Linked DNA regions of Homo sapiens: region 1 is linked to region 2. Evidence: read pairs that join two places in POLR2A ChIA-PET (ENCODE). Cell type or tissue: GM12878. All regions are shown on one strand.

What was found. Peaks named below come from ENCODE experiments on the same cell type or tissue, not always from the same donor. Only the 100,000 strongest peaks of a DNase experiment are listed, where the experiment ranks them.
Region 1: POLR2A ChIA-PET joins it to region 2 with 5 read pairs; 1 of 35 experiments calls an interaction of 5 or more read pairs at or near these places.

What each region holds. Positions count from the first base shown.
Region 1 is chr12:82,648,836-82,653,835 of GRCh38, forward strand. No RefSeq gene overlaps it. Among named protein-coding and RNA genes, the nearest start is that of TMTC2, 36 kb to the right of the region's middle. RefSeq lists an enhancer at 1,203-2,402. In GM12878, no CTCF peak of the experiment used is centred here; a DNase peak (open chromatin) is centred at 1,996.
Region 2 is chr12:82,591,410-82,596,409 of GRCh38, forward strand. No RefSeq gene overlaps it. Among named protein-coding and RNA genes, the nearest start is that of TMTC2, 93 kb to the right of the region's middle. In GM12878, no CTCF peak of the experiment used is centred here; DNase peaks (open chromatin) are centred at 1,912 and 2,692; H3K27ac peaks cover 679 bases.

The DNA.
Region 1 (5,000 bases), 57 kb after region 2:
CATTAATGTTTGTGCATCTTTTAGATAGTAATATACATGCAGAGATTACAGCATATTTCCTAGACAATAAGTGTGTTGTGACACATAAATAATGAATAGTAAAATGTGACTGAAACCTTCCTAAAACAGGAGAGCATCTGCACACCTTGATATTTCTGAATGGTTCAATTAATGAAAAGTAATTAACAGATATCTATATAAAGACATAGATTTATTATTTTAAAGAGGATACTTTCCCTTACTGTAATGAAAAACAAAGTTATTCTTCCCAGTAGAGGTCATGCAAGGGTCTATAATTAAGGAGTGTTTGTAATTAAGACCTTTGCATATGTGAAAAGTATTGTAGAGTAATTATAAACATTTAATTTTTTAAATGCATTCATTGTTTCCTTTATAATCTTTTAACACATTTGGTTTTGCATTTGGATACATTTAGCATCATACAAAAATAAACCCCAATGCCCATATTTTATCATTTTTGATCTTACCAATTGAAAAATGTCAAACACCATCAACATTTAGAATGGCTATATTTTCAGAACTAAAATTAGAAAGAATATAAGAATTATAAATATTGGAATATTCGAGGACTTTAAAATAATTCTTAAGGATTATTCTTCTTAATGGCACTTAGTTCTCCTTAATTATCTCCTTAGTAGGCTCGACTATTGAACAAGACTCTCCAGCACATCCCAGGACACATGATGGCCACACTTATATTTTAGTTGTTATGGCTTTGACCTGCACATTCAAATTGCAGCCATGTTGGTGATATGGTTTGACTCCATGTCTCCACCCAAATCTCATCTCAAATTATAATCCCTACATGTTGAAGGAGGGACCTGGTGGGAGGTGACTGGATCATGGAGGCGGTTTCCCCCATGCTATTCTCATGATAGTGAGTGAGTTCTCCCAAGAGCTGATGGTTTTAAACTGTGGCACTTCCTCCCTCACTCAGTCTCTCTCCTGCCACCTTGTGAAGGTGCTTGCTTCCCCTTCCCCTTCTGCCATGATTGTAAGTTTCCTGAGGCCTCCTCAGCCATGCAGAAATGTGAGTCAATTAAACCACTTTTGTTTATAAATTACCCAGTTTCAGGCAGTATCTTTATAGCAGTGTGAGAATGGACAAATAATAATTGGCATGCCCTTTCATAAATTTATATTTTTGCATAATCCTGGTCCTTCTCTCTAGCCTACACTCTTAACTTCTTCATGTAGGGAATTCCTCTTCATTCTCTATGTCCCAACTTAAATAGTAACAATTTCTATATATTAAAATCAGCTTCTGTCTATCAAGTAGCTAATAAGTACCAGGAATTAGGCTAAGCACTTTCCAAACATCATCTCATTTATTATTTACAATAAATCTGTGACATTTTCTAGATATGAAACTTCAATAAAGAGGTTAACACAAGTGCTTTCAAGCTATTTATAATAAAGGACCATCATTTTTATTTTTAATCTGTCATTGACTAAAACTTTTCTAAAATGTAGTAAAAATAAATAGCTAAAATCATGAAATTTAAAAGGCTATAAAAATACAAATTCAATTTATTTATTATTAGATTACATAAATATAAAATTAATCAATCTGTTCTAAAGGTTTCTAGCTCTACATTTCTGTGCTTTGTCATCAATGACTGATGGCAGACTTCTTTTATCAGCTCATAGCATACTTCTTTCACCTGTTCTTATCCTGGAACTATACTTTGAGTAGCACTGTTTAGCAACTTGTTACTCCTGTAGCAGATCAACATTATTTTGACTGCAAGGTTTTGTTCTGCACTTTTAATCACCAAGGCTTCTTTTTACATTTTAGGAACCTAGACCAAATTATCAATAGGCCCAAGCAAGAAATGCCTTTCTCAGACACCTTTTCACACTAAGGCTTACCTCATTTCCTGACCTCAATCTGACCTTTCTCTGTATGACTGACAGTGGGAACAGTAGGGAATTATCAAGGAAACCCCACCCATCAGGGTGCGGTCCTATGACTCATCAGAACAAAGTAGTCCACTGTGCCTGCAGTGAAGTTATTCAATCTTAGATAATGCCACACATGGAGCATCAGGTTCCTCTCGTCAGGCTTCCTCCAGGGAGCTTCATGCCTACCAGTGTTTCCAACATTCTTGATGATCTTCTTTTCAGATTTCCTGCAATCAGTTGCCTGAAAGTTTTACACCCACAACTCTGAGAATAAGCAATAATCTACAGCACTGGGCAGTTTTGGAAAAGGAACATTTCTCCCAAAGACAACCAAATCCACAGAGGCCAGGTTCTACTAAAAGGGACTCAATTAACATTTCCCAATAGAACAAATAACTTCTTAGACCGGAAACATCTGCATGCAAGTAATAGCCCTGTCTTTCTTCAGCATAATGTGGGGACCTAGTTTTACAATTTCATCCCTTAAAGACTCATTGTGCTGTGTGTTTTTCCTCAAAAAATAAATGGGTGGTCTAGCTTAAAAGTAAATACAAGTGTCTAAAATTTAGACAACAAAAAATGTATAACACCATTTACTTTTTTTTCCAAGTCATACTCACAGTTTAGAAGAATGCTAGTCCTGTTTCAGTCAGTCATTTTAATTCATAATTCAATATACACAGTCTATTTCAGAATTTTATAACTTGCTATGAATACCAATCGCCCCTTCCCTTGAAATACCCCAAACCTAAAATAAACACTGGAATATATTTCTGATACATTTAACAGCACGAGGAAGATTCATTGTAAGTTACATAGCTGAATATTATCACAAGAGAAAAGGTAGGTGAACAGATGCACCTAATTCGATGTGAGTCACTCGACCTGGCACTTCACAGAACCCTAAGTACATGTACTGAATGCTGCCCTCACCTCCCCAGTCATGACACATTTGCAGTGATGCAAGGAGAAGCATTATTCTAAAGTCAACTTCAAAATGCCTTAGGCTGGCAACAAATTATCATGTTGGTGGTTTCGGTAAGTGTGTAATATTTTAAACATTACATGTATAGAGGCCACCAACATGAAAATTTCTAAATGTTCTAGAATATTTTTCATTGTTGTTATTTTAATTACTTATTCCACTACCCAATTATGCCTTTTGCTTTTCTTCTTTTCTCTCTAGACAACTACCTCATGAGACCTAAATAATTCACTCTATTCATAAGAGGTCATTTCTCTGATACCTGAGATGGATTTTCTAATTTGCAGATTATCCATTCTTTTTATTTTTCTCTTCTGCTTTGTGCCCTTTGCCATTTCAGTACTTGATTAATGTTTGCAAAGATCTAGAGGGAAGTGGGGAGAAAATGAAATCAATTCTGCTGTTTATGAGGAACTGCGATAAAAGTTCCTACTGAGGACAATGGCTAAAGTAAGATTTTTCTGTGCAATGCCTCCATGACAAGAGCTATCTGAACACTGATAAACAGCACAGCAGTTTAGAATTGTCCTGAGGCAATTTTCAATTTTCCAGTTCTTTATAAGTAACTCTCTTCTCTATAGATATGCTTATTTAGGTATTTCTCTTGCATTTTCCCCTTTCAAGAGAGCAGACTTTCATTATTTTGTAGCAAAGATTTTTTGGTATTGATTCTTTTTTGTTTTTAATTTTATTATTATTATACTTTAAGTTTTAGGGTACATGTGCACAACGTGCAGGTTTGTTACATATGTATACATGTGCCATGTTGGTGTGTTGCACCCATTAACTCGTCATTTAGCATTAGGTATATCTCCTAATGCTATCCCTCCCCCCTCCCCCCCACCCCACAGCAGTCCCCAGTGTGTGATGTTCCCCTTCCTGTATCCATGTGTTCTCATTGTTCAATTCCCACCTATAAGTGAGAACATGCGGTGTTTGGTTTTTTGTCCTTGCAATAGTTTGCTGAGAATGATGGTTTCCAGCTTCATCCATGTCCCTGCAAAGGACATGAACTCATCCTTTTTTATGGCTGCATAGTATTCCATGGTGTATATTTGCCACATTTTCTTAATCCAGTCTATCATTGTTGGACATTTGGGTTGGTTCCAAGTCTTTGCTATTGTGAATAGTGCCGCTATAAACATACGTGTGCATGAGTCTTTATAACAGCATGATTTATAATCCTTGGGTATATACCTAGTAATGGGATGGCTGGGTCAAATGGTATTTCTAGTTCTAGATCCCTGAGGAATCGCTACACTGACTTCCACAATGGTTGAACTATTTCAACCATAGAGTCCCACCAACAGTGTAAAAGTGTTCCTGTTTCTCCACATCCTCTCCAGCACCTGTTGTTTCCTGACTTTTTAATGATCGCCATTCTAACTGGTGTGAGATAGTATCTCATTGTGGTTTTGATTTGCATTTCTCTGATGGCCAGTGATGATGAGCATTTTTTCATGTGTTTTTTGGCTGCATAAATGTCTTCTTTTGAGAAGTGTCTGTTCATATCCTTTGTCCACTTTTTAATGGGGTGGTTTGGTTTTTTCTTGTAAATTTGTTTGAGTTCATTGTAGATTCTGGATATTAGCCCTTTGTCAGATGAGTAGATTGCAAAAATTTTCTCCCATTTTGTAGGTTGCCTGTTCACTCTGATGGTAGTTTCTTTTGCTGTGCAGAAGCTCTTTGGTTTAATTAGATCCCATTTGTCAATTTTGGCTTTTGTTGCCATTGCTTTTGGTGTTTTAGACATGAAGTCCTTGCCCATGCCTATGTCCTGAATGGTATTGCCTAGGTTTTCTTCTAGGGTTTTTATGGTTTTAGGTCTAACATGTAAGTCTTTAATCCATCTTGAATTAATTTTTGTATAAGGTGTAAGGAAGGGATCCAGTTTCAGCTTTCTACATATGGCTAGCCAGTTTTCCCAGCACCATTTATTAAATAGGGAATCCTTCTCCCATTGCTTGTTTTTGTCAGGTCTGTCAAAGATCAGATAGTTGTAGATATGCGGCATTATTTCTGAGGGCTCTGTCCTGTTCCATTGGTCTATATCTCTGTTTTGGTACCAGTACCATGCTGTTTTGGTTAC
Region 2 (5,000 bases):
ATCCTGGCTAACACGGAGAAACCCTGTCTCTACTAAAAATACAAAAAAAATTAGCCAGGCATAGTGGCGGGCGTCTATAGTCCCAGCTACTCAGGAGGCTGAGGCAGGAGAATGGCGTAAATCCAGGAGGTGGAGCTTGCAGTGAGCTGAGATCACGCCACTGCCCTCCAGCCTGTGCAACTGAGCAAGACTCCGTCTCCAAATAATAATAATAATAATAATAATAATAATAATAATAATAATAGTAATAATAATAAAAGAACCATACAGACATATTGCCTGGATTTTCACCACTCAACATGAATGTGCTCACCTTCCCTTGGGTGAGACCATGTAGGCACAACATGCAGCTCATGATAAGTTTTATTGAACTTTTAGAGAGCTAGTTAATTAATTTATTTAAAACATTGAGCCTGAAAACTTTAATTTTATATTATGCAGTCATTAAAATCATTTTTTAAAAGTTGATCTTATAGAAGTAGAGAGAACAGTGGCCACCAAAGCTGGGAAAGTAGAGTGGAGTGGGAAAGAGAAGAGGTTGGTCAATGGGCATAAAGCTGTATCTAGGTAGGAGGAACAAGCTCTGGAGCTCTGCTGAACAGCGTGGAGAACATAGTCAAAGACAGTGCACCATACCCTTCAGAGTAGCCAGAAAAGAGGACCCTGAATGGTCTTAGCACAAAGAAAGGATAAGGTAATGGACATGAGGCAATGGACATGCCAGTCACCCCAATCTGGTCACCATACAATGTATACATGGATTGAAATGCCACATGGCACTCCATGAGCATGTACAATTTTTTGCTTGTATTTTTAATTGATAGATAATAATTGTACATATTTATGGAGCACAGCCTGATAATACATACAACATGCAATGACCAACTCTAGGCAACCAGCACATTCATCACCCTAAACCCCTATCACCTCCCCATGTTGGGAATACCCAAAATCTGTTCCCCCATCCTCTGGAAAATACATGGTAAAATGTCATTAAGTATAGTCAACCCACAGTGCCATAGAACACAAGAACCCATTCCTCCCATCCAGCTGCAACACTGCATCTACCAGCCACCCTCTGACCACCTCTCTTTCCCCTTTACCACCTCTCCTTCCTACCTACCCATCCCATCCTCTAGTAACCACTATTCTACTCTCTACTTCTATGAGATGAACCCCTTTAGCTTTCATATATGAGTGAGAACATGTGGTATTTGTCTTTCTATGCCTGGCGTATTTCACCTCCAAGCTCATCCATGTTGCCTCAAATGACAGAATTTCATTCTTTTTTATGGCTGAATACTATTCCATTACCTATATCTTTTGAATTTAGAAGGTAATGTTAGAAATATTTTGGTTACTTTGTTAGAGGAGTCAGTGAAATTCAATAACTAAATCAATTCAAAAAATATTTACTAAGCTATAACTATGTGCTTATCATTAGCACAGAAGTAGGGAAATATACTTCTTACTATTTCAATGAGTGAAAATAAATGTATATTCCATTTAGTAAAATAGCAATGTTGAGCAACATACCATTACTATTCATATGAGTGATATAGAAAATAAGGACCATAAAGGAATGATTATCAGTCTGGAGTGAAATCATTAGGAAAGATTCCCCTCGACAGAGCAACATTTAAGTATTTTTAAGCATGTGAATTTTAAAGTCCTAAAGACCTGGGTCCATACCAATACCCACCATCTGTTTTCTTTGTGACTTTGTGACAGTTACCTCGTATCTCAAACCTCAGTTTCCTCACCCATCAAAGAAAAATGATAGTCACTTTTTGAGTAATGGTGAAGATTCAAATGAGACAATTATTGCAGAGCACCCAATACAGGGTCAGTCTCATTCTAACTTATCTAACTCATTAATGATGTTGTCATAAGAGTCAAAGTAGTAATCGTTGGTGTAGTCACAATCTTAGTTGTAGTACGAGTCATGGTACTCATAACAGTAATTGCCTGAGTTGTGGTACAGTATCAACAAAGAGTAGAGGAGAGAATACTCTAATGGTGGCAACAGGATGAACAGAGATTAGGAAACAATTACAAGTGTTTTATTTTTAGATCAATGAGATTACCTAGTTAAAGTGTTTAAATGATTGGAGAGTAGTGGGAAATAAAACTGTATAAGTAATTAAGGATAAATTGCAAATTATTAAGGCCCATAATTTTTTTCTTTGTTGGGATGAGAGTGAGTGAGTAATCACCCATTACCCTTAACAATTTTTGGTTGACATTGTGATGCACATACCTGGCTGGATACGATAGAGAGTCGGATATTATCTTGAACTGAATAAAAAGAATAGAGTATTGTGGTGTATTTTTTGTTCTCTATCATTAAGTAGTCAAAAGAATAAGAAATAACCCAAAGTAATTTAGGCTTAGTATGCAGGGATACTCTCAACCCTTTGGAAGGGCCTTGGCAAGTATTTCCTATTATTATTCATGATATCTCCAAATCTCCTTTGGTTCAAAAAGGTTTCTGAGGGGGAAAATAATCTGTAAAAAAGCAAGGTTCACAGGGAGCTGAAAGTGTCTAGCCTAGTTAACAAGTAACTTTATGCAAAATAACTTTCACAGTAATAAGGAGCTTTCAAATGCAGCCAGCAGTGGTTTGGTTGCCATGCTACCAAAAGTAAGCTCCAGTGTGTTTTCAGTTATTTTTGCTTTGGAAGTATTTTGTGCCATGTGTGCTCCAAGGAAGAACCAGGCAGTCAAGCCTGGGCTGGGTTGTTTAGTCCTCTGGGAAAAGAAGAAATGAGCAGATCACTGCCCAGGGGAACAGGGCTCATTAGCAGACAAAGTTGACAGGTGTTTGCTCTCTGAAAAGAGCAGTAGCTGTAGAAAAACTCAGCCGTGGTGGTTTTCTATAACATAAAAGCTGTTAGTGCAAGGAAGAGTGGGGGGAGACAGAGCAGGCTGAGAAGGCAGCATACAAATAGGATATCCAAATATGCCTATTTGTGTGGGACTAAATATTTCTAGGCACGTGGGACTTTCAGTTTTAAAACAGGGACAGTCCTGGACAAATTGGGATAGTGGTCATCCTAAGAACAAACTCAGCCTATTTTCTGTGCAGACTAAAAGGCCATATACAACTCTTTACTAGACACAAAAGTACCAGCAGAGTACAGACACAATGCACCAACCTTGTGCTTAAACCACAAGCCATCAATGTGTAAAATCATAAATGGTCCATCCAAAGTCCCCAGTTGCTTCCTGCAAGTGAATAGAAAGATATTTATTATTTAACAAATATAAATACTGATGAGTAGTAATGAAGGTGAGACAATATTCAAGAACATAACAATGTTTGGTCTTAGAACGTTCTTGATCTTAACAAAATTGCCCTCAATCACTGCTTCCCAAGTTACTGAGAGTGACTCAGTTTTCCTTTTTTCCTTTCTCAACAGGAAAGCTACCCCTCCTTCAGCAGGACTATGAAAGCAGTACTTTATTTGCTAAACTAGGAAGCTGCCCTACAGCTGTCACCTTCAGAACCAGCCACTTCTGCCATGTTCTATACCTTCAAAGTGGCTATTTCCAAATTGCTTCTCTTTTCATAGAACAAATTCCTGACTCAAAGTTTTGCTTGAGATCATCTAGTTGGTGAAACTTCAGTCATACATGAAACCCTAACTGCAAGGTAGTCTAAGAAATGTGTGAGCTTCTGCATGCTCTTTGGTGTTGGAAGGCATTTCAGTTGAGCCAATCCGCAGCTTGCACCAATGCCTTTACTTCGGTTTTCCATAGTTACACAAATAGTCAAAAACATGCATTGTAATTTGAGTAGATCCATTTTGAGATAATGGAATCCTCAGGTCATTTTATTTAAATAAGAGAGGTTCTTATCCTAAGCATATTCTAAAATAATTCTTTTGCTTGGTGCTAGTGTGTTTTCATGAGTTGCGAGGGGCAGAAGCAGCTAAAATTCTCCATGATATATTACGCTTTTGGTGACTTCAGTGATCATCTTCCCCCTCTCTATTTGGTTGAACTTTGGATACGTCAAATCCAAATTTAGGTAGAGGTCAGGCCTTCTGGAAAACAATAACACATTCCTAGTAACCATAGACATTTGCTACTGGTAAGCAAAAACTCAAGAAAAGAAAACACAATTGTCTGTGGTTAAGTGGAAAGTTTTCACATTGTCCAAAGAGCTTTTCAATTCTTTGACTAGGCAATTGCCTTGTTAGAGACATCGCTCTAAAGAAAGAACAGAATGATTTCTTTTTTTTTCTGAGAAAATGAAGACCATCATGGTGATGGAGAAAAGTGAAATATATATATATATATATATGTGTATATATATATATATAAATGTATATATTTAAGTTGATTGACAGTTTTCATTTTGAGCAGGAACATGCATTTGAATGACATCCTAAATCATGGTTAAACTTGACAATGAATAGGATTAATTAAGGATCTCCATTCAAAAAACACAGGAACTCAAAAAAAATTTTTTTAAGTTATGCATATCTTCCAGGTAATGAATTTCGATGTAATGTATTATCAATTTAATTATGTACTCATGCATTTTTTTCTTTAAATTCAAAGGAGTTCAGCATTTAGGAATAATGATTCTACAATGCATTGGCTCTTGACTGCATGTAAATGATATATGATTGTTCCATAAGACCCTCATACCAGGTGCAAATGACAGACACAACAGGCATGATGACAGACAGAGGGTTCTTATAAATAGCAACACAAGGGTTAATGTATTAAGGGTTTCAGCATCCACAGCTGTTTCCCTTCAGCTGATATGACTGAGCTGCTTTGTTAATAGACCTTATAATACCATCTCTGATTATGTTACTTTGTTTCTCTACTGCATTTTTTAGAATCAGGTTGATCTAGCTAGCAAGGAAAAAGGGCTGTAAAAGACTCTGATGAAACCTAGAAAGATGTCAGATTCAATGGCGTTTGCTAGGTGTTGTGCTTTTCACTTATGGTTGCTTTAATCTAAATGATTCTGCCAGATGAAT